4 separate regions of the Homo sapiens genome follow, and regions 2, 3 and 4 are each linked to region 1. Evidence: chromatin contacts called from ENCODE Hi-C or POLR2A ChIA-PET data. All regions are on one chromosome and are shown on one strand. Each heading gives the region's core, a stretch centred on a gene start or an enhancer-like site at or near the end of the contact. The rest is flanking DNA. Distances are from core to core; before and after follow the strand shown. Region 1 holds the start of NAGK (N-acetylglucosamine kinase). Region 2 holds the start of HK2 (hexokinase 2). Region 3 holds the start of MTHFD2 (methylenetetrahydrofolate dehydrogenase (NADP+ dependent) 2, methenyltetrahydrofolate cyclohydrolase). Region 4 holds the start of MOB1A (MOB kinase activator 1A).

Evidence for each region. A loop is a pair of places that touch in the nucleus more often than their neighbours do. ChIA-PET counts read pairs that join two places held with the same protein, here RNA polymerase II (POLR2A). Pooled maps may share reads with other maps.
Region 2: a map of naive thymus-derived CD4-positive, alpha-beta T cell shows a loop between it and region 1 (7-fold over the local background). The contact joins the promoter of HK2 here to the promoter of NAGK in region 1. A Hi-C loop is called at or near these places in 1 of 168 maps with a recorded cell type or tissue (naive thymus-derived CD4-positive, alpha-beta T cell), 1 of 37 single-sample maps with no recorded cell type and 9 of 50 pooled maps.
Region 3: a loop to region 1 is called in a pooled map, with 7 times the contacts of the local background. The contact joins the promoter of MTHFD2 here to the promoter of NAGK in region 1. A Hi-C loop is called at or near these places in 1 of 37 single-sample maps with no recorded cell type and 5 of 50 pooled maps. POLR2A ChIA-PET finds 5 or more read pairs at or near these places in 2 of 52 experiments (OCI-LY7 and activated naive CD4-positive, alpha-beta T cell).
Region 4: a loop to region 1 is called in a map of OCI-LY7, with 11 times the contacts of the local background. The contact joins the promoter of MOB1A here to the promoter of NAGK in region 1. A Hi-C loop is called at or near these places in 1 of 168 maps with a recorded cell type or tissue (OCI-LY7), 1 of 37 single-sample maps with no recorded cell type and 6 of 50 pooled maps.

What each region holds. Positions count from the first base shown.
Region 1 is chr2:71,066,073-71,072,423 of GRCh38, reverse strand. NAGK (N-acetylglucosamine kinase) reads right to left here and starts at 3,776. Exons shown (of 10, transcript NM_017567.6): 1 at 3,712-3,776; 2 at 1,838-1,922; 3 at 1,585-1,683; 4 at 597-738. The coding sequence starts at 3,740. RefSeq lists an enhancer at 1-36 and a silencer at 3,491-3,550.
Region 2 is chr2:74,830,817-74,837,931 of GRCh38, reverse strand. It overlaps HK2 (hexokinase 2), which reads right to left and starts at 3,805. Exons shown (of 18, transcript NM_000189.5): 1 at 3,289-3,805. The coding sequence starts at 3,351. It overlaps HK2-DT (HK2 divergent transcript), which reads left to right and starts at 3,945. Exons shown (of 1, transcript NR_185897.1): 1 at 3,945-5,277. RefSeq lists silencers at 568-725, 2,664-2,913, 3,834-4,063, 4,244-4,313 and enhancers at 536-1,051, 2,364-2,433, 2,211-3,087.
Region 3 is chr2:74,194,430-74,201,544 of GRCh38, reverse strand. It overlaps MTHFD2 (methylenetetrahydrofolate dehydrogenase (NADP+ dependent) 2, methenyltetrahydrofolate cyclohydrolase), which reads right to left and starts at 2,930. Exons shown (of 8, transcript NM_006636.4): 1 at 2,803-2,930. The coding sequence starts at 2,903. RefSeq lists silencers at 2,172-2,261, 2,392-2,671, 2,862-3,001 and an enhancer at 2,710-3,268.
Region 4 is chr2:74,176,450-74,183,564 of GRCh38, reverse strand. MOB1A (MOB kinase activator 1A) reads left to right here and starts at 4,686. Exons shown (of 6, transcript NM_018221.5): 1 at 4,686-4,904. The coding sequence starts at 4,891. RefSeq lists enhancers at 1,610-1,739, 1,750-1,889, 4,978-5,661 and silencers at 4,925-5,114, 6,834-7,026.

The sequences.
Region 1 (6,351 bases), core at 2,527-5,026:
AAGAGAAATGCAAGCCTGCACCTCTTAGAGGGAATGTGGCTCCTTGCCCAGCCGGTCTTCCAGTGACTCTACCTGCTTTACTGGGATTGTGCTAGACCCGTTCTCACAGTGATATTCACTCATACCCTAAACCATCTTATGAATACAACTTCCTCTATTTTATAGATGAGAAAACTGAAACTCAGAGTTTTGGAACTTCGCCAACATGGTATAGCAGGCAAAACAGGAACTGGGATTCAAACACCAATCCCATGACACCAAAACTCTTTACACTATCACAAGGCCACCCCACTTCCTCCTCAGCACTGACAGCTTCCCCAGCCTGCCTTCCTCACTACACCGCCCCCAGGTGGTCCCTCATCTGCAGGGGAGTTATGTTTGACCCCACTCCTGGATTCCCATCAAGAGACCTTTCTTGCCCTTCCTCCTGCTGCCTGGTCCTTGCTCTGGCAGAGACTTAAACTACTTAAAGAGTTGAGGGGAATATAAGAGTGGCTGCCTTCTGGATATTTGCAGAACAAGTTTTGTCAGCTATATCTAAGGGGCTTTCCCAAAAAAACCAGTTCTCACTCTCACCCCTCCCTCCACTTCCTCACCATCCGGTGTAGCTGTGGCGATGGAGCCGGCGGCATCGGTGGTGATTAAGTAGCTTTCACTCAGGTAGGGAAATCGGTCCCTCAGCTCCTCGATCAGGATCCTCCCCGCGTCCTCCTGGTCCCCACCGCTCAGAGATAGGCCCTAGGCCACGCGGGAGGTGAGCGAGTGTGCAGAGCCCCAGCCCCAGCTCTTTTCTCAACCCCCGCCCCCTCCTGATGCCTGATTCCTGTTCTCCCCATCTGGCCATACCCTGTTCACCCAGCCCCAGTCCTCCTTTCTCCCCACACAATGACCCCTCAGAAGGCTGTGGTTATAAGAACAACCTGGACTGGGGATGGACAGAAGAAAGAGGGGATTCAACAATGCCAGCTTTGGAGCTTGGAAGGGCAGTAGTGCTCTTAACAGAAAGATCAGGCAGCGGGGCAAGGTGAGGGGAGATGGAGAGAGGTAAGCTTGGTTTGGTATACACGAGGTTTGCCTGTGTCTGCAGAACATCTCACATATATGTCCAGGGAGTAGCTGGAGCTACCGCAACTTGGGAGAAAGATCTGAACCAGGAGTAAATAATAGCTAACATTTAATGAGTGCTTATGGGTCAGGCTCTATACTAACCACTTTGCAATGTATCATGCCATTTTACTTTCCCAACAACTCTGAGGTAGCTACTATTCACATTTTCCAAATGAGGAAACTGAGGCTTAGAGAAGGTGAGTAACCTACACAGGGTTACGCAGATACTGAGCAGCAAAGCTGGGATTCAAACCAAGGTCTCAGCAGCTCTCCAAAGCCCTGTGCTCTTCCAACACATTTGTAGTTTGTAGGTGGCAACTGAAGCCATGAGACTGGGTGAGATTATGACAGTTTTGACACCAGGGACTAAGTCTTGGAGGTCTTTCCCTCTGCAGTCATCAAACTCATCTAGTCCAAACTTGCTAGCTGTCTCAGTGTCACAGATGGCTGAATTCCCAGGCTCCGCCCCAGACTCACCAAGCTTCGCAGCGGTACCAGAGGATCCACCCCTGCTTTCCGTTTGGCCCTGTTCACCATCTCATTGATCCTCTCCACACACTTGTCTGTCCCGATCAGCTGGCCCCAATCAAGGGAAGAAGGAGTTACAAAGGCTTACAGAAGCTATGTTGCCCCCACAGGCTGCTCTGTGAGTCCCAGCCACCACCTCAACAGGAATTACAGAGAATAAAATCAGAACCAAGCCCTCTGATCCCCTCAGTGTGGTTTTTACCCAGTGGTTTGTGCTCAGTCCATCTGCTTCTGCCAGGATCTTCCCATCCTCTGAGACTAAAAGGACCTCGGATCGTGTGCCTCCCCTACAGAACACAAGAGGGCACTTGATCTTGCTCGGAAAAACCCACAGAGAGAGCTAAGCTTGTGCTGTCCACACTGGCAGAGCCCAGTATGATGGAGGAGACAGCTTCGACAAACTCAATCACCACTCCCAAACCCGCCTCTGTGGTTCAGTGTTTGAGTGCTCTTTAACTGAAACATAATTCTCACTCCTCTTCCCTTGGGGATGTCCTCCTTATCCTGCAAGACTCTACTTACGCTTCACCTAGTCCTCGAAACCTTTTCTGAGGTGTGGCCCACCCCAACGAATTAGTTAAGTCTCCGTTAGTTAAACCTTCATAGTGCCTCCAAAGTTATTAAAGTCTCCTCTGTATGAAGTGTGTGTTCAGACGCTTTGTGTCCGCCTCTCACTAGACTTCAAGCTCCACTGGGTCAAGCTCCTGATCACTTACTTACCCTCTCAGAACGAGCACAGGAGCTGGCACAGGCAATGCTCAGCAAACACTCCTAAGAAAAATGGCACATCTCTCTGCTTCCCTCACAATAGCTAAAGACTGCATTTCAAGATCCAGCTGCCAAGGTCTTCAAGACACCTTTGCTAGAAATGCTGACCAGATGGCAGGGTGACTTCATACATACTTAAGCAACTAAACCTTCAAATGTTGATTACTGGGGGTCACAGTAGTTCACAGGGAGATCTGTGGTGATGGGATATATGTTTCTTTATTGATCATTACTTTTAGGAATGGCAGAAGAAGACACTGAAGACCGCTCATCAAACTCAAAGAGGACATGAAATTTCAAGGGGGTAGTTAATACATGAGGTGGCAGATTCCACATCCAAAAGCATGTCTTGACGAACTGGAAGAAACGGGTCATATCTTACAGATGACTATAACAAGGATGAATGCAGACTCCTATACTGTTTTTTTTAAGTGCTACAAATACAGGATGGGAAAGATCATTCCTAACAATTCATGTGAAAAGACTTTGGGGTCTGTGAATCAGCAGTGGGGTGTGGCTGCCAGAGAAGTGAAAACAATCACAGATTCGAAAGTACAGTGCCCTGGCTGAGAGGCCAGCGACCCCCATTATTCCCTGATTTGACAAACTCAGATTCACAGAATGTTGCCACTGGCAGGGACATAGCGATCTTATTTATCCCTATCCTCACTTTGCACATACGGTAACTGTAGCCCAGGGAGGGTAAATATCTTGTCCATGGTCATACCCAGGGGCAGAGCTATTACAAAAAGTTCAGTAAACAAGCTTCTGAGCAGAAAAATGCAATCTAGTGAAAGCAGCATGGAAGGCCAACAGGGATGGAGCGGTTTTCAGACATCAGGACAACCTAGTACTCTGGCTCGCAGCTGCTCCAGCTCCCGGATAACCTCAGCCAAGATCTTTGTCCCGCTTCTCCCCACTCCCACTCCCCACCCTGCCCGCGCTCAGCAATTTCACACCTGACACCTGTTCTGCAAAACTCTGTCCGAGGTCAGGAATAGGAAAAAGGAGCTGCTTCTCCAGCTGAAGACAGCGGAGTGGGTGTTTCGTGGAAGAAAGGGGCGTGGTTCCGCCAAGAAACACAAAGGATCCCCAACCCGGGGTGTGGCTGTTGCACAGGCAGAGTCCCCGTAAGGCATACAGCTGTGCGCTCCAGGGCGCCCCTGCGCGTGCACACACCTCTTCACCGCAAGGTCCCGCCGCCCAAAGTGCCCGGACGCCGAGGATCAAGGCCACCAGCTTGCCAGGCTGGCCACGGCCTTCCGCCCCGCCTTCGGGCCCAGGCTCCCTCCGCCGGGCCGCACTCACCCCTCTACACCCCCATAGATCGCGGCCATGCTGCTGCTACCGTCGCTGCTGGTCCCGCCGTTTGCGTCTCTCCCCGCCTGACACCTCCTTCCCTCCAGCTGTCTGGGCACCGCCCCACTTCCCGTGACCTCCCGCGCAGCCAGCTGACTCCCTGTGCGCGTGCGCATGCGCGGGGCGGGGCGCCGGTAGGAGCCGGGGATGGCTGCGTCCCTCAGGCTGTCTTCCTTCTGGTGTCTCCTCCAGGTGGAGCGACTGCGGTCCGCAGCGGCCCCTCCCGTCCTCCTGGATCCTGCTTCCAGAGATGGACACTAATCCCAAGAGGAGGAATCAAAGAGGGGTATCTAGGTCGGTCGGACCCTTAGGACACATCACTGACCTGCCTGCCTGTAAACGCCCGGAAGTTGCTGGCAGTCCCGCGTTAGGTTGCGCGTGCGCACTGCTCTTGGCCGCGTAGGTTGTGACGCATGCTCGGCCAGACCCCCGCGAAGCTGTGGGCTCAGGGACCTGCGCCCATGGACCTGTAACAGAAATTACTGTAATGTTCTACTGAACATCTGCCACGCGATGGCGAGTCACACGGGCACACACGAACACTCGCTCAGATTGTTGCCCTGCGCTCGTGTGAATGTACGGATCCGGGAGGAATTGGGACCTAAACAGACAAGCCCTCGAGGCGGTCCCGGCAGCCCTGAGGAGGGAGCCTTCACCTCTTCCTACCCACCCAGTTTACTTCTTGTGGAGGATATTTGCAGGGACATAGCCCACTGGGAGAACTAGCAGATACGGCTTTACAAGTTTTTTATTGCCTTTCAGCCCCCATTCCGCTCCCCTTCCTTGCGCTGCGTCGGGAAAGGGAATGGGATCCCTAGGGGTGCAAATACAGGCCAAGTCAGGGAGAGCTGTGGCTCCTGAGGGCCTCCTCTGGCTCCTCCGGGAAGTTTTGGGCCCTCAAGGAGCAGCTTCGCGGGCCAGGAGGGCGGTTAGCTGCCCTTGGCATCTTTTTGGGGAAATCAGTTGGCCTGTCGCGGGTCGAACTCTGTCCCCCTTGACTGCCTGCCATCTTCTGGAGAAACCCCTAATAGGCTGCTGTGTCTGGTTATGCTTTAGTGAGAAAATTAGGCTTTTTAAGCTTTCTCATTTCCTACCCTACCACGTTGTAATTCACAAAAGTAAAAAGTAAATCACTACATGATAGACTCTGTATCATGTATTCATTTATAGAATATATATCATATATTCTATATCAGATGGAGAATATAATAGAGGGTAGGATTTTTTTATGCCTGCCTATGGCATTTTTTTAATTCACAGCACTTTAGAGCTGGAAGATTATCCAACATACACATTTTTAGAATTACAGTTAGTAGATTGTGGTGCAATTAAACTGGGCAGGATTTTTGGAGACTAGATTGTAGGTGGATTTTGAAATAATTGTTTCTGTCCTGTACTACTGCAATGAGCCATGGGACGTATGTGTATAAATATTAAGTTTGTCTTTGTATTGCTTGTTTAGGCAAGCAAGCAAAAGGGAAAGTGCCCAGGTTTAAGACAAGAATTGAGTTCACCATTTACTAGCTGGATGAGCTTGGGTGACTTACAGGTAATTGCTGCAGCCTCTCCTCTACAAAATGGAAATGATAAACATCTACCTGCTGGGGCTGACGCAAGATTTAAATGCCAAAAGAGTTTTGGAAACCATAAAGTACTTCACAGATCTTAACTAACTTGTATTTACATTACCAATTAGTGTGTGCTGTCCTGCACAGTATCCATATGTGAATACTGAGCACTTGAAATGTGGTTAGTCCAAAATGAGATGTCCCGTCAATGTAGAATACACACAGGATTTCAAAGACTTACTACAAAAAAAGAGTGTAAGATACCTCATTAGTCACTATTATATGAATCACATGTTGAAATAACATTCTGGATGTAGTAGATCAAGATTATAGATTACTAAATTTTGCCAATCTATTATATTTTTTAGTGTCACTACTAGAATATTTAAAATTTTGACCTACATATTTCTGTTGTACAACCCTGTTGTCTCTATCTGGACCATAATATTTCAAAGTCACTGAATGCCTATTTATGAAATAAATAATGGCCATATAATTGATTTAAAGAAGAAAGTAGCCGGGCGTGGTGGCTCATTCCTGTAATCCCAGCACTTTGGGAGGCCGAGGGGGTGGATCACCCAAGATCAGGAGTTCAAGACCAGCCTGGCCAACAGGGCGAGACCCTGTCTCTACTAAAAATACAAAAGTTAGTTGGGCGTGGTGACAGGCGCCTGTAATCCCAGCTACTTGGGAGGCTGAGGCAGGAGAATCACTTGAACCCAGGAGGTGGAGGTTGTGGTGAGCCAAGATTGTGCCATTGCACTCCAGCTTGGGTGACAAGAGTGAAACTCCGTCTCAAAAAAAAAAAAAAAAAAAGAATAAATAAAATACGTTTATGTTGTACATTATAATTCTTTTTGTTTGTTTGTTTGTTTGTTTGTTTTGAGACAGAGTCTTGCTCTGTCGCCCAGGCTGGAGTACAGTGTGGCGTGATCTCAGCTCACTGCAAGCTCCGCTTCCCGGGTTCACGCCATTCTCTTGCCTCAGCCTCCCCAGCAGCTGGGACTACAGGTGCACGCTG
Region 2 (7,115 bases), core at 2,556-5,055, 3.8 Mb before region 1:
GAGGCTGAGGCAGGTGGATCACAAGGTAAGGAGATCGAGACCATCCTGGCCAACATGGTGAAACCCTGTCTCTACTAAAAATACAAAAAATAGCTGGGCATGGTGGCGCACGCCTGTAATCCCAACTACTCAGGAGGCTGAGGCAGGAGAATCGCTTGAACCTGGGAGGCAGAGGTTGCACTAAGCAGAGATAGCGCCACTGCACTCCAGCCTGGTGACAGAGTGAAACTGTGTCTCAAAAAAAAAAAAAAAAAAAAAAGACAAGGGCAAAAGGACCTAGTGTGAACAGGCAGGACAGAGGAATGAAAGGATGGAGAGGAAGATGAGGCTAAGCTGGGGGGTAGAAGCGGGAGGCAATTAAGAGCTGTAGAGAGCTCCTGAAATGATCCAGTCTGGCTCCAGAAAGAGTTTTAGGGACACCCTTAGCAGGCCTCCAAAGTAACCAAGAGACCAGTTGACAGAGTTAGAGAGTTGATGAAAATGAATCCAGGACTCTCAGCTGGAGTAGCCAGAGGGTACTGGTGCCACTGATCAAACCAACAGAAGAGCTAGTTCCATCTGTGGTCATGATGGGTGGGGGTGCTACCAGCAGCCAGGAGTGGGCAGAGGCCCGGGCCAGGAGCCCGCTCACATTCCCCAGAGACAGGCAAGTATGTGCTCAAGAGCATGGTGCTCTAAAGCCAAATGCATGGCTTCGATTCCCAGCTCGTACAGAAAAGCTGGAGACCTTGGGCAAGTTACCCCTGGGCCTCAGTTAAACAGGGATGCTAATAACAATCAGTCTTCACCTCATGGGGCTGATTTGAATGTTAATAAGCTGACATACCTAAGAGCTTAGAACAGTGCCAGGTACACAGTAGGTGCTCTGCAGTCGCTCCTGAGTTCCAATTGGCAAAAGTGAGGAAATAACCCTGATTCTCATCTCTAATGCCCCAAAACACTGGGCTTGTCCATCAGGAGACGACAAGTGACCTCGTTGGGCAGGTGAACCCAAGCCTTCCACGTCCTCAGACTACAACCCAGAATATGTAAGATTATCTTATCACAAGGGGATTTCAGAAGGGTCCAAATCAAAAGGTCTTTTCAAAAGACTCTAAAGTTATACTAAATTTTCATTCTTCTCTCTTAATTCTTCTTTCCAATGGCAGCTCAGAAAGATGGTTCCAAGATACTCTGAGTCTCTGCTTTCTATGTAACTGCCACTGGAATCAAACAGCTTCGCTCACCTAAGCTGGGAGTCAAATCCCAGGTTCTGACAATTACTGAGTTAAAGGCCTGATTCAATTCTGCCCCTATTGGTAGTTTAGAGGAAATACACCCAAGGGTCTTCAGGGACACTTCTCAAACTGACAGGTGGCTGCAAGGGTAGAGAAAACCTACAGGAATGACAGTTGCACACTGCAGCGCTTAATAATCGCAACTCCATAAAGTGGACAAGCCTACTGTTATTATTGCATTTCACAAAGAGAAACGGGCTGTCCAAAGAGGCTCAGGGTGCTATGGTTAATAAACCACAAGACAGAGATTACAACTCATTTCCAGATACCCTGGTTAATTCCCGTTCCACTCTGGGGGAAGAGAGATGACCCCCATTCCAAGATTGAGAGTGGTATAACTCCAACGGGGTTCCAACCCTGGTGCCCTCCTCTGGATTGAGGAAGAGTAAATTTATGCAAGGATTCAAATGTCCTGGGGTAATACCCAAAGGAGAACTCCCTGAGATTAATGACGCTCCACTGTGTATTTTAGGACTTGCCAAGAGATGATAGCCTTCCCCAAGAGTTCTTAGAAGTTGAGAAGTTACCAAGATCCTGCCAGCTCAAATCAAAGGCACGTTTTTAAGTAAACTGAATCAAGGTGCAGAGCCACATCCCAGGAATTAGAGAATAACAGCCATTTACAAACAGTAAAACCCAAGTAAATCAACCGCCTCTGCTCGCTCCTCCAGACTTGAGGCTGGGTAACTTCTGCTTTTCTTGGAGGTTCACGCGCCATCACTACATTAATATGCCTCCTATGCCCTCGGGACCGCCAGAATGGGAATATGAGCAGGTTGTCGCACAGAACGGTAATGGCAAGACATTTTCCCAAAAATGTGTTCCCATCAGATATTGAAATTCCAAGTATGTAACTGAGCAACGCTCCGTTGCCTCACAGCTCTTAAAACAACCTCCCTCCAGCTAATCCCCTCCCAACTTGTCCCCTACCTCAAATCGTAGCCCAGGCCCGGGCCAGGAGCCAATCCCCTAATCCCGGGCATTTCAGAAACTCAATTCTGAGCGCGCCCCTGGCCCTGCCCGTCCCCGGCCCCGGCCCCATCCCCACCCCCATACCCCGAGGCGGGGAATGAGAGCTTCCCGGCTTGGCCTGAGGCTCTTTCTTATGTAAATGACCCGGCCGCGGTGAGCGCTCAGCCATAGGGAGCTGCGGAGCCAGGTGGGAACAGACAGGTCGAGGCTTAAGGAAAAAAAAGCTCGTTTTCGGAAGGACATAAATCTCAAGAATCTCAAGTAATCCAGGAACGCGGCGCGTTGGCCTCTCCGAGTAACTTTTAGGGCAAACCAGAAAGTAACAACCAAAGTCCTCCCCTTACTCAGAGGCAGATCCTGAGGACACGAGGCTGGGCGGTCCCGAGGCTGATTTGGAGGGGCGGGGGTTAATGGGGGACGCCCCTCGCCGAGCCTCAGTTCCGGGCGCCACAGTTCCGGGGAGGGGGCGCGGCGGGCGGAGTTCCTCTGCCCCTTTCCTACTCCTTCCCGGGTCAGCTTCTCCTCGAGCCCACCCCCGCAGGGCCGCGGGGAAGGAGAAGGGAACCGCTCGTCTCCTACACGCGGTCCGCGAGCGCGGACGGCCCCCGGCGGCCCCACGCGGCAGCGGAGCAGCCTCCCGCAGCCACGATTCTCTCCACGTGCTCTCGCCGGAACTCGCGCTGCAGAAGGGGGCTCCCTCCCACGTGGGCGCAGCAATCCCTGACTACCTGCGGGGTGACCCGCCCCTCCAGTAACAGGGAAAAAGGGACTGGGGGAGAGAGCGTGAGCGCGTGCCGGAGCTCAGGGAGGGAGGGCGCCCGGCGGAGCGCGACCTCGGCTCCCCGCCCGCGCGCACTCGCCGGCTGTGCTTAGCGGACGTGGCTCCTGGCGCCCAGGAGTGTCCCGGCTGCCCAAACTTTTTCCGCTCCCAGGCCCGGAGTAGGGAGGAAGCGGGTCCCCGCAGGGTCGAGGAAGAGACTGATGGAGGCCAGACCACTTTGCCAGAGCCCAGCCTGCCGCCCCGCCCGCGCTGACTTACCTTCTGCACTTGGTCATGGTTGAGCTCCGTGAAGAAGTAGGCAAGCAGATGCGAGGCAATCATCCTGCCGCGGCCCGACGGCGCAGAGTTGGGAAACCGAGGCGGAGACGCGAGAGGGGAGGCGGGCGGCGCGGTCCGACTGCTTTGTGCTGGGGCTCGGCTGCCGGGCCGGGAGCTGGGAGTCCGGACGGCGCACAAAGAAGGCTACCGGCGAGGGTGCGCCCGGCTGGCGGAGGGCGCGGGTCTCCGGAGACGTGATTTTGGCGTCACAACTGCTAGAAGGCGCCTCAGTTCTCTCCTGGCGACGTGTCCGGTTGTCCCACGTCAAGGCGCTAACTTCGGCCACAGGATCACTGAGGCTCAACTTGAGAAGAATCTCAGCCCGGCTCCACTCGGGCAGTGGGACCTCTCCGATTCACAGGCGCGTGGCTCGGGCCCGCGGATTTTCTTAGCTGGGTGACACGATGTTGCCAGCGGCAGCCCGGGACTCCTGCGCCGGAGTTTCATGCAACAATGTGGCTTATTGAGGGGCTGCCGGCCCGCGGGCCTCCGGATCAGTGACGTGCGCACGCCCATTGGCTGCGCGGGGAGGGTGTGTGCGCCCACGGACCGCCCGCCGCCGTGGCGCAGCCAATCATCGCTCACGGCTCGCGGGCGCGGCCGCTCAGACACCGGAGCCGGCAGCCTGGGGAGGCGCGCCGGGGGCGGGGGGCGGGGGAGGGGCGGGGCGCCTGAGATGGGACGTGTGGTCCGTGGCTAAAGGCTGGGACGGAAAGGCGCATGAGCCACCGCCGCGTCAGGCTCGGCTATGGGTGGGGGGAGCGTGATCGCGGACCCGGGGTGTGGGGCGACTGGAAAAACGGGCCTCTGGACCAGCACACGCCCTGTGCGGAGAGACACTGTCTGGCATCTCGGGATCATGTGAGGGGCTCCCACTGCCCAGTCACACGTCTAAAGCATCCTAGTTCTTACCTATTGTAGCACGGCCGGAAAGTGAGCCGCCTTAGCTGCTGATTGTACTAGAGCAGGCAATACAAGAGTCGGCCCATCCTCAAAACCACTGATAGGATGTGAGTTTCACTAACCCCGTTTTACAGATGAGGAAATTGAGGCAAGGCCAGGGCTCACACCTGTAATCCCAGCACTTTGGGAGTCCAAGGTTGGAGGGTTGCTTGAGACCAGGAGTTCATGACCAGCCTGGGCGACATAGTGAGACCCCCATCTTCCCAAATAAAAATAAATAAATCAGCCGGACATGGTGGCATGTGCCTGTAGTCCCTGCTGCTCAGAAGGCTAAGGTGGAAGGATAGCTTGAGCCCAGGAGTTCGAGGCTGCAGTGAGCTATGATCATACCACTGTACTCCAGCCTAGGTGACAGAGGGAGACCCTGTCTCAAAAAGAAAAGAGACTTACACGAGGTCACATAGCTAATAAGTGGCAGATAGGGAAGAGAACCCTTGTCCCTCTACTTTAAGGCCCTATTCGCTTGCCCCATTATCCCATGCTGCCTCTCTAAGAGCCAGAGAAGTAGGAGGTAGAAAAAGAGCATCTCTGCAGCTCTGGGACTGATGATGTGAATGAACTGGGTAGATGGTAAGTGTGTAACTGGGTGATCTTGGACATGGGATGGGGTGGGTGAGGAGGCTTACCAATGCTGAGAGGAGTGGAAGCTCCAACCCCAGCTAATGCTAGACACCAGACTCCAAATTTAAACACACAGTGGAAACTGGCAAGAATGAAATACTGACTTCAATACAGATTTCAAGAGACATGACATTAGCACTGGTGGAGAATGGCAAGCCTAAGGTTGGAAAAGGTTCAGGGAAGGAAGATGAAGGTCTGCCATGTTCTACTGAGGAGGAGTTTTTCAAACAGTGGGGTGCTGTCTGCAATGTGTACAGCCTTAAAATTATTATATAAGTAATCAATACTCATTGTTGAAAAATAATATATGGATAAACAGGAAAAATAAACAAAAATCATAATCCATCTAGCCTCTCAGCAAAACTTCCTTTTTTTTTTTTTTAAAGCAGGGACTCGATATGTTGCCCAGGCTGGTCTTGAACTCCTGGGCTCAAGCAGTCCTCCCACTTCAGCGTCCCAAATAGCTGGGATTACAGATGTGCTCAGCAAAACTTCTTGAGAACTATGTACCCTTCTAAATGCACGTCCTCAACCCTCCTTCCCTATACTCCACACAGAATTGAGCTCAAACTGCTTTTGTCATAGTCATCATAATGACCTACATGTTGCCAAATCTTGCATTCTCTTCTCTTCCCTGCCCTTGTCTTACTCCTTCTCTCAGGGATGTTGAGGACAGTTAATCACATCCTCCATCTGGACACACCTTCCTCTCTCAGTAAGAGCACCAGTGCTCCACTCTGAGGGTTTCTGGCTAACCTCACTCCCCAGGCTCCTGAGTCCCTGTTTGCTCTATTGGTAAATGCTGGGGTATTCGGGGCTGCCCTCCACCCTCTTCTCTGAACTAGTTACAGTTTCAAACTCCCTGAGGAGAAACTAACTTCCTAGCCCCATGACTGTTATATCATATGCATGCTGATGACTCACCATAGTAAATCTACAGCGAGGTCCTCTCCTGGAGTTGCAGGCTTATTTCTCCAGCTTGCCATTTGTCATCTCCACTGAAGTGACTAGCATATCACACTTAACATGTCCAAAGCTGAACTCAACTTTTTTTCCCAAATCTTTTTCTTTCCCAGTTGTCTCAGCAAATGGCATCGCCATCCACCCTAACTCGTCTTCGATTCCTTCTTGCCACTCACCCTCACAGCCAGTCAATCCATCAGCAAGCAGTTAATTCCACCTATAAAACAGACCGTGCATCTGACCACTTATCTCCATGCCCTTAGACACCTCCTGAGATCTTCCCACAGAATACTGCTTGGCATTCACACTAGCATGCTTTCCTCAAAAATACAAACTCTTTCTCACCCAAGGGTCTTTGCTCTTCCTTTTCCTTCTATCTAGAATATTCTTCTCCAGGCCTGTCTCCAACTCATTCTTCCTCCTCATTGACGTTCCACTCAGATACCTCCTCATGATGCAGGGCAGGCAGGCCCCAAAATTTGGACTTAGCCTGGGAAGATTTTTGGCTTCACCCAGTAAAGAATTCAAGGGATGCCGGGCGCGGTGGCTCACACCTGTAATCCCAGCACTTTGGGAGGCTGAGGTGGACGGATCACGAGGTCAGGAGATCGAGACCATCCTAGCTAACACGGTGAAACCCCATCTCTACTAAAAAAAAAAAAAATACAAAAAATTAGGCGTGGTGGCGGGCTCCTGTAGTCCCAGCTACTCGGGAGGCTGAGGCAGGAGAATGGCGTGAACCCGGGAGGCGGAGCTTGCAGTGAGCCGAGATCGCGCCACTGCACTCCAGCCTGGGCAACAGAAAGAGACTCCATTTCAAAAAAAAAAAAAAATTCAAGGGCAAGCAGGTGGCATTAGACAGCAGCTTATATTGAAGTGGCAGTGTACATCAGGAGCAGAGGCACTGGTCTTTGCAGAGCAGGGCTACCCCATAAGGCCGTGTGCCCAGAGTAGCAGCTCAGAGGCAGCTCTGCACTCATATTTCTACCCACTTTTAGTTAACATGCAAATTAAGGGGCAGGTTATACAGAAATTTCTAGAAAAAGGTTGGTAACGGGTTGTTGAGTCATTGCCATGGAAAGGGGCAGTGACTTCTAGGTGTTAAATCTGGAACTCTAATCTAGAGTCTGGTCCCGAGTCTTAGCCCCCACCTCCAGAGTCAAGTCCCCACCTTCTACCTCATCAGGCTTTCCTTGACCAGTTTATCTCAAATAGTTCCC
Region 3 (7,115 bases), core at 1,681-4,180, 3.1 Mb before region 1:
AAAAGTTAAAAAAAAAAAAAATTAGCCAGGCATGGTGGTATGCTCCTGTGGTCCCAGTTACTCACAAGCTGAGGTGGGAGGATCACTTGAGCCCAGGAGGTCAAGGCTGCAGTAAGCCGTGATTGCAGCACTGCACTCCAACCTGACCTAGGGAGAGATTCCCCTGCCAAAAAAGAAAAAAAAAAAGGAAAGAAAAAAATCCCATTAAGATAGGTAATCAACAGAATAGGAAGAAGTCAAGAGGACTGTTCAAATAAAATCCAAAACTGTGGCTCATGCCTGTAATCCCTGCATTTTGGGAGGTCAAGGTGGGTGGATCATTTGAGGTCAGGAGGTCGAGACCAGCCTGGCCAACATGGTGAAACCCTGTCTCTACTAAAAATACAAAAATTAGCAGGGCATGGTGGTGTGCGCCTATAGTCCCAGCTGTTTGGGAGGCTGAGGTAGGAGAACAGCTTGAACCCAGGAGGCAGAGGTTGCAGTGAGCCAAGATTGCACCATTGCACTCCAGCCTGGGCAACAAAGTAAGACTCCGTCTCAAAAAATAAAATAAAATTCAAAACTAAAATCCAAGTGAGTAGCATCTTCACTTTCCTTTTAATTCAATAGCTTACAGTACTGTAATTTTCCATGAGAAATTAGTATCAGGACATTTTACAATTCATAATCAAGTGATTTAGGGAAGAGTTGTTATCAATTATTAATGGGAAAAATAATGAGTGAAGGAAGACATAATGGAGAAAGGAACAAACATCTATTAAACACTAGGTGTTTTGCTTACACTTTAACATATATTACTCTGTTACCTTGGGACTATTATAATAACACTGTAATACAGAAGATGAAACTGAGGATAGTAGAAACAAGATTCAAAGGCAAACTTCTGCCTCTAAAGTCCATTGACTTCCTAATCCCACTGTCTCCTAGGCTACTATTTCTCCAACCATAGGTTTATGTTCCTGAAACTCTCATACCATCCAACAAAGAAAAAAAAAAAAAGAATGCAGACTCATATTTTTAAAAGGATACAACTTTTTAAAAATAAGCAGTATTTAAAAATAAACAGTATTTTAAAAAATAAGCAGCAGTAAGAAAGCAATATGTGGGAATTGTAAATAGCAAATGTGCAGTACAGATAATATGGATTGCTTTCAGAGATGTGGATGAAGCTTACTTGTTCTTTCAGAAAGGTAGTGAAAAGAGCATTTGTTATTGGAGAGTGTAGACAAACTGGCCCAGTTCTTTAGGTAATGAATGAGAGCATCTTTATAAATCTCTTTTGGACCATGGAAGCCTAGGAAAGGTCTGGTCCACAGTCACATGAGGCCAGCACTCAGGAAGAGGGAGAAGGGGAGAAAACACACAGTAACGAAACATGGGGGAGGTCAAGAGTCAGACCAGGGAAAACCCTGAAAGTCCCCTCCCACGTTTTCCTTCAAGAACTCATTGCTCCAACAAGCAGCGCCTTTGAAATATTTCTAACAGCATTTCCGCACTGACTGGAAATTACACGCGTGTTCTGCCCCTTGTCAGGAACATGAGCTCCATTAAGAACAGTTTTTCTCATCTTTGAATTCGCACAGCTTGGCATAGTGTCTGGTACACAGTGAACGTTAGATGAAAAAAAGAAGGGGCTGATGTTGTAAGGTGCAGGGCTCTAACAATGCCAACAATGCCAGCGCTCTAATGACCGACCAAATCACCTTCCCAAGGAAACCCAAAAATGCAAACAGAGCTTTTCCTTTCCTCCTCCCCTGTATATTTTTCCCAATTTTGTTATTGTGGTAAAATTCACATAACATAAACCTTATCAACTTTTTTTTTTTTTTTTTTTTTTGAGACAGGGTCTCGCTCTGTCGCCCAGACTGGAGGGCAGTGGTGCAATCACGGCTCACTGCAGCCTCGAACTCCTGGGCTCAAGCGATTCTCGTGCCTCAGCCTCGGCGCGTGTCACCACGCCCGGCCCATCTTAACCATTTTTAAGTGCAGTTCAGTGGTATTAAATACGTTCATATGTTGTGCAACCATCACCACCATCCATCTTCAGAACTCTTCATCTTGTAAAACTGAAATTCTGCAAGTACCGCTGAAATATGGGTACTTGTCACTCTCCATTCCCCCTTTCCCTAAGGCCCTGGGAGCCTCCCGGATGTTTGCCACCTCTATGTACGCAGCCCGGCACTGACAGGCTCTGGTGGGCTGCAGCCAAAGCTAGGGTGCCCAGAGTCCGTTCATGTTCCTGGCAGAGCGGAGGCAGCGCGGGCCACTCCCACCGGCGGAGGGAGGAGGGCGGCGCGGGGACCCCGAGCAAGTCGGCTCCGCGATTTCATCAGCTGCAGCAGCGCCCTCCGCCGCTAGGGTCCCCGCAAGGACAACTCGCCGAGGGCTGCTCTTTTGGAACCCTCGCCTGTTCTCCCCCAGACGACTCTCAGCATCCCAGCCAGAGGCGGCCGGCGCTGTCGGAAGGCTCCGCGTAAACTGATGCCTTCGCGTTCCGCACGCCACCCCCGTCCCGCCCGCCGACTGGCCACGGGCCCCGGCGACGCCCCGAGTCGCAGGAGAGCGGCTCCCTCCGAAAGGCGGGCTTCGGGTACCAGCCCTCCGCGCCGAGGAAGCGCCCCAGTCGAGAGCTGCGGCGGCGCTCGGTGCCACGTCGCCCCGCCACACCCCTCAGCGGCCACCACCGCCGGGGCGGAGATGTTCGGGAAGGACTTCCCTCGGTGTCCCTCGGGGGCCCGGCGTGCCCCTCGCCCTCCGTTCCCCTCAGCTTTCCGCGCTGACCGAGCTCTGTGACCCTCTTACCGAACTGCCGCGAGGTGGAAAGGGCGAAGGCGAAGGGAGCAGCTGTGCGCGGGCTGCAGCAGCCGGGCAGCCAAAGCAGACATTAGAGAAGTCGCAGCCATAGACCGCGCCGGTGACTGCGCCGGGAGGGAAGCGCGCGCGCGGGCCACGCGGTTATACTGCGGCCTCGTGGCAGGCCCCGCCTCCCTCCGCCACCCATTGGTCCCTGCCGCATGCCACTGGCTGTCTGTTGAGCCAGGTGGAGCCGAAGGGGCCAACCGGTTTTCTTTATTAAACGTAAGCGAAGTCCGAAAGAGCCCTGCTTTTGATTGGAGCCAGAAGAGCCTGGAGCGAGGTCCTGTAAGGCGCTGAAGCCTCGGCAACGTGCCATGATAGGCTGAGGAAGTCAAACTCCTGCCTGACGCCGCTAGTGTCACCGAAGGCCGGACAACACAAGAGAAAAGTTCATTCATTCATTCGTTGAACAATTATATGAGCGCCTACTGTGTGCCAAGCACTGTAAAGGGTGGATGAAAAGACAAGCTGATAGAATGCCAACGAACAGAAGTAAAAGGAATGATGGAGTTAGAAAATCACCATTTTCCAAAATCAGTACATGGTGGCGCGTGACTACAGTACCAGCTACTGGGGAGGCTGAGGTGGAAGGATCACCTGAGTTCAGGAGGTTGAGGCTGCAGTGAGCTGAAGGCGCGCCACTGCACTCCAGCCTGGGCGACGAGAGTGAGACCATATCTCAAAACAACAACAAAAAAAGTAAAATCATAAAAGATATTCAGAGACAGACGTCAGGGTTGCATGTGCAACCCTGATTCAGAAGCAGCAATAGATGTCAAAACAACTGGGTGAAAGTTGGATGAGGAGCAAGATATTTACATATAGGGTTGCCAGATCTAGCAAATAAAAACACAAGATGCCCAATCAAATCAGAATTTTAGATAAACACTTTGGGAGGTCATATTTATACTTTATTTATGGCTTATCTGGAATTCAGATTCAACTGGGCTTCCTGTATTTTTTCCCGCAAACTTTTTGCATAGTCTCAAAGTATCTCTCCCGCAAGGAAACTTAAGGAGGGCAGGGCGCGGTGGCTCACTTCTGTAATCCCCAGCTCTTTGGGAGGCCAAGGCGGACGGATCACCTGAGGCCAGGAGTTCGAGACCAGCCTGGCCAATGTGTTGAAACCCCCGTCTCTACTAAAAACACAAAAAATTATCTGAGCATCGTGGCGGACGCTGTAATCCCAGCTACTGGGGAGACTGAGGCATGAGAATCGCTTGAATCTGGGAGGCAGAGGTTGCAGGGAGCCGAGACTGTGCCACTGCACTTCAGCCTGGGCAACAAAAAGACTCTGTCTCAAAAAACAAAACAAACAAACAAAGAACAGGGGAAACCAATCCTGTCAACACCTTGACCTTTACTTCTAGCCTCCAGGAAGGAAAGGAAAATGGTAAATTTACAGTGAAGAAACATGACAGTTACTGCTTCAACCACGTGATCAAAGTTAGCACCACCCAGTAAGGGAACACACATATATGCCTTCTGATAGGATCCATTGAGGAGACACATCACTTCGTAGCTCTTAACAAGTCTGTAAATTTAATAAGGTGATTTTCCTAAACCAATGAGTCTCCTAAAAACGGTTACAGATTCCTCATTTCACATTGAGAAGAAAGATCACAGACCTAGAATGTTAAAACTGTCCAGGAAAAAAAACAGTTGTAAAGCTTTGGAACACACTAGTAGATCTTAATCTATTCACAAGGAAATATCAGACAAGCCCAAAGTGAGAGATATTCTACAAGATAAATTGCTTGTACTCTTGACAGCTCCAAGGCCATGAAAGACAAAGAATGAGAAACTGTTCTCCATTAAAGGAGCCTAGGCATGACAGCTAAATGCTGTTTGATTCTGGATTGGATTCTGGACCCAAAACTTTTTGTCTTTCTTTTTTTCTCTTTCTTGCTTCTTTTTTTCTCTCTTTTGCTATAGATGACATTATAGGACAATTGGCAAAATATGAATAAAGTCTGCAACTAGCTAATAGCATTTTATCAGTGTTAGCTAATCGCATGCAGTAATGTAAGAGAATATATTGCACTTGCTTCTAGTACTAAAGGACCATGTCTGTAACTTACTTTTGAATAGTTCAGAAAAAAATAATGCTTTGTATGTATAAGTTGGCTAGGGCTGCCATAACAAAATAACACAGACTGAGTCATTTAAACAACAGAAATGGGCTGAGTGCAGTGGCTCACGCCTGTAATCCCAGCACTTTGGGAGGCTGAGGCAGGCGGATCACCTCAGATCAGGATTTTGAGACCACCCTGGCCAACATGGTGAAACCCTGTCTCTACTAAAAATATAAAAATTAGCCAGGCATGGTTTCACATGCCTGTAATCCCAGCTACTTGAGAGACTGAGGCAGGAGAATTGCTAGAATCCAGGAGGCCGACGTTGCAGTGAGCCGAGATCGCACCACTGCACTTTAGCCTGGGCAACAGTGAGACTCGATCTAAAAAAAAAAAAAAAAGAAAGAAATGTATTTTCTAACAGTTCTGGGGGCTAGAAGCGAAGGTCAAGGTGTTGGCAGGATTGGTTTCTCCTGAGGCTTGCAGTCCTTGGCTTACAGAGGGCTGCATGCCTGCTGTGTTATGGCCTTTTCTGTGTGTGCACATGCAACCCTGACGTCTCTCTCTGAATATCTTTTATTATTTTACTTTTTTTGTTGTTGTTTTGAGACATGGTCTCACTCTCGTCGCCCAGGCTGGAGTGCAATGGTGCGCCTTCAGCTCACTACAGCCTCAACCTCCTGGATTCAGGTGATCCTTCCACCTCAGCCTCCCCAGCAGCTGGTACTGTAGTCATGCGCCACCACATCAGCCTAATTTTTTGTATTTTTAGTACAGACCGGGCTTCGCCATGTTGCCCAAGTAAGCCTTGAACTCTTGGGCTCAAGGAATTCACCTGTCTTGGCCTCCCAAAGTGCTGGGATTATAAGCATGAGCCACCATGCCCGGCCTCTCCGAATGTCTTAATCTCCTCTTATAAAGAAACCAATCAGATTAATTTAGAGCCTACCCTAACAGCCCCATTTTAACCATTTTAATCATTGTTTTAAAGGCCTTATTTCCAAATAGAGTCACATTCCAAGGTCAGAGTGTCAACACTGAATTTTGGAGAGGATACAATTCAGTCCATAACAATGTATATACATAAAAAAAAAACCCATAAAACAAGTGGCAAATGTAAAATATTAACAAGTGGGGAAGAGTATACAAGTATTCTTTGAACTTTTCCTGTAACCTTTCTGTATGTCTGAAATAATGTCAAAAATTTTTTAAAAGACCAGTAATTTTTTTTTCTCTTCTTTTCTTTTTCTTTTTTTTTTTTTTTTTGAGATAGAGTCTCACTGTGTCACCCAGGCTGGAATGCAATGGCATGATCTTGGCTCACTGCAACCTCCGCATCCTGGGTTCAAGTGATTCTCGTGCCTCAGCCTACCAAGTAGCTGGGATTACAGGCATGTGCCACTATGCCTGGCTAATTTTTGTATTTTTAGTAAAGATGGGGTTTCCCCATGTTGGCCAGGCTAAAAAGATCAGTAATATTTATGCCCTTATGGGGCATGGAGTGAGGCAGGCATACAATGAATAAGAGACTAAGAAAAAGAATGTGATGCTGAGAGCCCACAAAACAATGGATATGGAAGGTTTAGAGGTCAGAGAATGGCCTACAGGTTATATAACTGGTGATAAGACTGGGTGTGATAATTTGCAGATCCTGTCCCCAGTACGCTGTGGGGAGGAGGCACCTTAGAGTTACTTGAACCTAGCAACAGTGATTGAAGAGGGAAAGGAAATACACATTTCCCATCTTTTAAGGAAACTAACCCTCCATCCCTCTGCAAAATTTGGGAAATTTTCTTTTCCCAAAATGTGAACTTTCAGGAATGAATTGAAACCGCCTTTGCAAACATTGTTAACAGCGATCTAACATTTAGTTAGACCACTTTCATTAATGATCTGATCTAACCAACTTCATCTTGCCTTTAACTTCCAAACTTCCCTTGGTCATTCCTGGGCATGGACAAAACTATCCTTGAAACACCCAAACTTTCTGGGAGGCTGATTTGAGTAATAATAAAACTCTGGCCTGGCGCGGTGGCTCATGCCTGTAATCCCAGCACTTTGGGAGGCCGAGGTGGGTGGATCACAAGGTCAGGAGTTTGATACCAGCCCGGCCAACATGGTGAAACCCCGTCTCTACTAAAAATACAAAAAAAAAAAAAAAAAAAAAAAAATTAGCCAGGCATG
Region 4 (7,115 bases), core at 3,437-5,936, 3.1 Mb before region 1:
AGCCAGTTAAATTTACCAGTAGGGGATTGTATATTAACTTTAGTGACACTAATATTTGTTTGTTGAGACAGGGTCTCACTCTGTTGCCCAGGCTGCAGTGCAGTGGCACGATCTTGGCTCACTGCAACCTCTGCCTCCCAGGTTCAAGCAATTCTCCTGCCTCAGCCTCCCAAGTAGATGGGAATACAGGCGTGCACCACCACGCCCGGCTAATTTTTGTATTTATTTAATTTAATTTTTTTTTTTGAGACACAGTTTTGCTCTTATTGCCCAGGCTAGAGTGCAATGGCGTGATCTCGGCTCACCGCAACCTCCACCTCCCAGGTTCAAGCGATTCTCCTGCCTCAGCCTTCCCAAGTAGCTGGGATTATAGGCATGTGCCACCAAGCCCGGCTAATTTTGTATTTTTAGTAGTGATGGGGTTCTCCATGTGGGTCAGGCTGGTCTCGAACTCCCGACCTCAGGTGATCCGCCCACCTCGGCCTCCCAAAGTGCTGAGATTACAGGCGTGAGCCACCGCGCCTGGCCTATTTTATTTCATTTTTGAGTCAGAGTCTTGCTCAGTCACCCAGGCTGGAGTGCAGTGGTATGATCTCAGCTCACTGCAGCCTCTGCCTACTGGGTTCAAGTGATTCTCGTGCCTCAGCCTCCCAGCCTCAGCTGGGACTACAGGCACACGCCACTATGCCTGGCTAATTTTTGTATTTTTTTTTCTTTTTCTGTTTTTTTTGAGACAGAGTCTGGCTCTGTCGTCCAGGCTGGAGTGCAGTGGTGCGATTTCGGCTCACTGCAACCTCCGCCTCCAGGGTTCAAGTGATTCTCCTGCCTCAGCCTCCCTAGTAGCTGGGACCACAGGTGCACGCCACCACGCCCGGCTAATTTTTGTATTTTTAGTAGAGATGGGGGTTTCACCATGTTGGCCAGGCTGGTCTCGAACTCTTGGCTTCAAGTGATCTGCCGACCTTGGCCTCCCAAAGTGCTGGGATTACAGGCGTAAGCGACCATGCCCAGCCGCTGAGTGAGTTTTTGATTTCTGATAAATTGGGATTTCTCCTTCACAGTCTGCAAAGTCTGCAACCTGAGTACTGAGATAATGGACAGGGACAGCTTACCAACTTATTTTATTTTATTTTTATTTTTTTGAGGCAGGGTCTCTCTCTGATGCCCAGGCTGGAGTGCAGTGGCACAGTCTCCTTTCACTGCAGCCTGGACTTCCTGGGCTCAAGGGATCCTCCCACCTCAGCCTCCAGAGTAGCTGGGACTACAGACTCAAGTCACCATGCCCAGCTAATTTTTGTATTTTTTGTAGAGAAGGGGTTTCACCATGTTGCCCAGGCTGGTTAGCAACTTTACTGTTTGTTTCTCTTCACCTATTTGTGACAAAGATTAAAATTCCTTAATCTGTCACAGGAGTAGAGTTTTTTGTTTGTTTGTTTTTGTTTAAAAAAAAAAAAAAAAGCTTGAGCTCCCAACAGCACCAACTGGCTGGGAGGGGCAGGAACGTTACTGCGACCAAAGTGGGAAGATGCCCTGTGTGGGTGAGGTTGTTAGGGTAAAACGGGAGTTTTGCAAATGATAGGATGGGCACTTACACAGAATGAAAATGCAGAGTTGCAAATCCTGCCTCAGGGAGCTAGAAAGGGGAACTGTGTGTGATGAAAGGCGGGTGGGGAGAGGTTCAGAAGATCTAGTCCTGGAGGCCTCATAATTTGCCGCTTAGCTTCTGCTTTCAGCATCTGCTGTGACCAGATGGTGTGCAGTGATCTCTGGCCGGCTAAGCCAAGAAGTGAATAAAACTTCTTCGGTCTTTGTATAGACCTTGTCTGGTAGGGAACAAATTGTCCTGTAGCAATTAGCAATGAACAATTTCTTTTTCTCTCTTTTACTGGAAAAATCTTATCTTTGATATCTAAGTGAACTATGTTGATATCGTGCTTAAATATTGATTGAGGATTTTTCCCTAACCCTGAAATCCTCCCTCCCTGCTACCCCAACCAAATTTAGCCATCCTGAAAGGTTTTTCTTATAAATAGCTGGACTTCTATCCTCAGTGATTCTTCAACTTGAAGAAAAATACCATTGAAAGAGGGAAACCTTTCATGAATTTCTTTTTTCCCATGTTATTTGGAAATTGTTTTTATGATATTATTTAAGTAATATAAATTACCACAGAAGTATAAATAGATGTACCTTTTTTCTTTTTTTTTTTTGAGACAGGGCCTCACTTTTGTCACCCAGGCTGGAGTACAGTGGTGTGATCTCGGCTCGTTGCAGCCTCTACCTCCAGGGCTCAACCCATCCTCCCGCCTCAGCTTCCCAAGTAGCTGGGACTATAGGCGTGCACCCCCACACCCGGCTATCTTTTTTTTTTTTTGTAGAGATGGGGGTTTGCCATGTTGCCTAGGCTGGTCCCAAACCCCTGAGCTCAAGTGATCTGCCCACTTTAGCCTCACAAAGTGCTGGGATTACAGGTGTGAGCCACCTCGCCCGGCCTAAATCTGTGTTCCTATATTTGTAACTTCCATATAGCGATATCAAATCGCATTTATTTATAAATCAAATTCCAAAAAACTACAAAAGTTTAAAAAATTAAAATTATTAATTTATTTTTTTCAGGGGAGGAAAAAGAGTATGTAAATTTGCTTTACATAACTGACTGAAAAATATATTCAAGAAATAGTAAATATAATTTAATACAGTCTCATGTGCCCTAACATCATTAACTTAATGTGACAAGTGATATATGAATGAAATAAAATTACTGGAAACATGAACATTGTGCAGTCAGGTACAGGGCAAACTCCTTTACATTGAGCACCCTGCACCACCATTTGCTGAGCTATGACTGAAGTCTCCCACTATTTTCCTTTTGTTTTCTTCATTCCACCATGGTGGAATGAAGGCGTTGCTTGGCTGTCACTTGGCATTAATACCACACAAAAGCCTGTACATGAATGTTCACGACAGCATTATTAATAATAGACAAAAAGTGGAAACAACCCAAATGTTCCTCAACAGATGAATGGGTAAACAGAATGTGGTATATTCACATAATGGAATATTACTCATCCATAGAAAGAAATAAAGTTTTTTTCTTTTTTCTTTTTTTTTTTTTTGTTTTAGAGACAGGATCTGGCTCTGTCACCCAGGCTGGAGTGAAGTGGCGCCATCTTGGCTCACTGCAGCCTCCATCTCCTGGACTCAAGGAATCCTCCCGCCTCAGCCTCCCGAATAGCTGTGACCACTGGCACACACCATTACGCCTGGCTAATTTTTGTGTTTTTGTAGAGGCGGGGTTTCACCATGTTGCCCAGGCTGGTCTCGAACTCCTGAGCTCAAGTGATCCGCCAGCCTCAGACTCCCAAAGTGCTGGGATTACAGGCGTAAGCCACAACTGTGCCTGGCCAGTAATGAAGCTTTGATACATGCTACAATATGGGTGCGTTTTAAAACATTATGCTAAGTGAAAGAAGTCAGTCACAAAAGACCACATAATGTATGCTTCCATTCACAGTGTATATGAAATGTCCAGATTAGGTAAATCCATGGAAATAGAAAGTAGAGTAGTGGTTGCCAGGGGTTGGGAGGAGGGAGGTGGGTAATAAAGAGTAACTGCTAATAGGTATGGGGTTTCTTTTCGGGGTGATGAAAATGGCCTAAAATTATGGTTAGGCTGGGCGCGGTGGCTCACGCCTGTAATCCCAGCTTTGGGAGGCCGAGGCGGGTGGACCACTTGAGGTCAGGAGTTCAAGACCGAGACCAGCCTGGCCAACATGGCGAAACCCCGTCTTTACTAAAAAAAAAAAAAAAAAAAAATACAAAAATTAGACGGGTGTGGTGGCGCACGACTGTGATCCCAGCTACTCGGGAGGCTGAGGCATGAGAATCACTTGAATCTGGAAGGCAGAGGTTGCAACGGGCCGAGATTGCACCACTGCATTCCAGCCTGGGTTACAAAGTGAGACTCTGTCAAAAAAAAAAAAAAAATTAGTGCTGATGGTTGGCACACTTTGAAAACATAAACAAAGCCGGAGGCAGTGGCTCACACCTGTGATCCCAGCATTTTGGGAGGTCAAACCAGGAGGATCCCTTGAGCTCAGGAGTCCAAGACCAGCTTGGGCAACACAGTGAGACGCTCGTCTCTGCAAAAACTTTGAGAAAATTAGCCGGGCGTGGTGGCAGGCACCTGTGGTCTCAGCTACTCGGGAGGCTGAGGCGAGAGGATCACTTAAGCCCAGGAAGTCCAGGCTGCAGTGAACTGTGAACTCCAGTCTGGGCGACAGAGCGAGACACCTCAGAAAAAAAAAAAAAAAAGAAAGAAAAAACCGAAAAAGACCACTAGAGGGTACATGTTTAAAGGACAGATTTTATGCTATGTGAATATATTTCAAGTAAAAATTAAATTAACAATTTTAAAAATTGCAGGAGTACGCAGCGCTTATAGAGGTCCCTGCATAACCTAGGGAGCGGGATCGAAACCCAGCAGCACCAAGATACTCTAAGAGCAGGACCAGCCACTGCCCCTTCCGCAGGACCGCCATCCTCGCCACGCCTCCGGGGGAGGGAGGTCCTGGCTTGGAGAGCGATGATTGGCCGAGTTCTAGGACGAGGCGGAGCGAAAGGGGGCGCGACAAGTCCCTCCCGGCGCAGCGAAACCTTAGCTCGCGAGATTTTGTTGGTTCCGCATTTCGGGTCTGCGAGGTGGGGTAGGCGGGCAAGGCGGGCGCCGAGGTTTGCAAAGGCTCGCAGCGGCCAGAAACCCGGCTCCGAGCGGCGGCGGCCCGGCTTCCGCTGCCCGTGAGCTAAGGACGGTCCGCTCCCTCTAGCCAGCTCCGAATCCTGATCCAGGCGGGGGCCAGGGGCCCCTCGCCTCCCCTCTGAGGACCGAAGATGAGCTTCCTCTTGTGAGTGGGGTCGGGCCGCGGGCGCCGGGCCTGCGGGCCGAGGTTGTGGGGGAGGCCTCCCCGGACCTGAGGCGAGGGCTCGGCCTGGGGGCCGAGGCGGGGGCGGGGTAGCTGGCGTTTGTTTTGCCTCTGTTCGGGTCCGCGGGGGAGGCCGAGATGTTGGGAGAGGCCGACAGAGATGAAGGTCGAAGTAAAGGAAACGGAGCGTGAAGGCTGGGGAGTAGAAAGGCCCCGGGGCCGTCGCGCCTCCAAACTTTTCCGCCCGAGCGCCCCCGAGGGCGGGGAGACGATCTGGGGGCGGAGCCGCGAGCCCCCAGTTTCTCTTGTCTCGAGCTTCTAGAAACCGTCCTTGCCGACTTAACTCGTTGCTCGGTTATAGGTCCAGTTTCATTATTGTCGGTGTTAAATGCCGCCCCAGGAGAATGTGCGTTGCCGCAGTTTGAGAAGCTTGAAGTTAAGATGCTGGCCTTGGAGTCGGATCGTTCTGTCCAGTTCTGATTCTGCCCACTTACTGGCTTTGATTTTAACCAACTTCTCTTGTCCTCGGTAGAATCCTGTGTTTTTAATCATTATGTAATATACCATACAGCATTATTATATAGTACATTGCAGTATTATAAATAATTTGGAAAGTTAAAACAAATTCATAGTCCCATTGCAGAAACACAGTATTGCCATTTTAGTGCACTACAGCAATTAACTTGATAGGCATACCTTAGAATCTCATTTTAGAGATAATGCCTGAGCCCAACCAAACAAGGCTAAAATGAAAAAGCTTGTAAATTCCCTGATGATTCTTATGCACATTAAGGTTTGAGAAGCATTGCTCTGGCACAGTATTTTTTATTCTCAGGTGTCTCTCTCTACCTTGTATATTGCTTAAATGTGTGTTTTGTGATTGAATAATTATCCAATTTTAGTTATGGATGTAATCCACATGCTTGACATTTTTATTAAATACAATATAAAAACACTATATAGTTTTTTTTTTATTTTTTATAACCAGAGTTTACCCACTTTATTGTGAGAAACTGGGATTCCTTCCAGTATTTACTATTATAAAATAGCACTACTCAGAATATGTTTATCTGCGTCTCATTTTCCTTCCTTTGGGTTATTCTCGTAAATGAATGGTCTCTAAAATACGATTACCTTGTCAAAAAGCCTGTATGATTTAGATTTAACTTCCATATTAATAGAAGTATTCCTCCCTCCTCCACTTTTTTCTTACGAGTTGATATTTAATTAGTGAATGCACAGTTGCTTTGTGGACCTTAATACGAGACTTTTTCTTTTTTTTTATTTTTTGAGACGGAGTTTCGCTCTGTCCTCCAGGCTAGAGTGCAATGGCACGGTCTCGGCTCACTGCAACCTCTGCCTCCGGGGATGGCACGGTCTCGGCTCACTGCAACCTCTGCCTCCCGGGTTCAAGCGACTCTCCTGCCTCACACTCCCGAGTAGCTGGGATTACAGGCGCCGGCCACCACACCTGGCTCATTTTTGTATTTTTAGTGGAGACTGGGTTTCATCATGTTGGCCAGGCTGGTCTCGAACTCCTGACCTCAGATGATCCACTCCCGCACTCGGCCGAGACTTTCTTTTTTTAAAACTTGGCCTTCTTGATGGACACTTGAGTTGTTCCCGCTTTTTGGCCATTATGAATAATGCTGCTGTGAACATATGTGACAGGTTTTTGCGTGGATGTATGTGTTCATATCTCTTGGGTATATACTTAGGAGCAGAATTGCTGGCTTAAGTGGTAACTATGTTTAACCTTTTGAGGAACTGCCAAACTTCAAAGTGCTGCACCATTTTACATTCCCATAAGTACTCTATGAGGGGTCCAATTTCCCCACACCTCTCATAGCACTTGTTAATTTTCTTTTTTTTTTTTTTTGAGACAGAGTCTTGCTCTGTCGCCCAGGCTGGAGTGCAGTGGCTCAATCTCGGCTCACTGTAAGCTCCGCCTCCCGGGTTCACGCCATTCTCCTGCCTCAGTCTCCCAAGTAGCTGGGACTACAGGCGCCTGCCACCATGCCTGGCTAATATTTTGTGTTTTTAGTAGAGACGGGGTTTCACCGTGTTAGCCAAGATGGTCTCAATATCCTGACCTAGTGATCCGCCCACCTCGGCCTCCCAAAGTGCAGGGATTACACGCGTGAGCCACTGCGCCCGGCCTTGCCTGTTTTTAAATTGGGCTGTCTTTTTGAG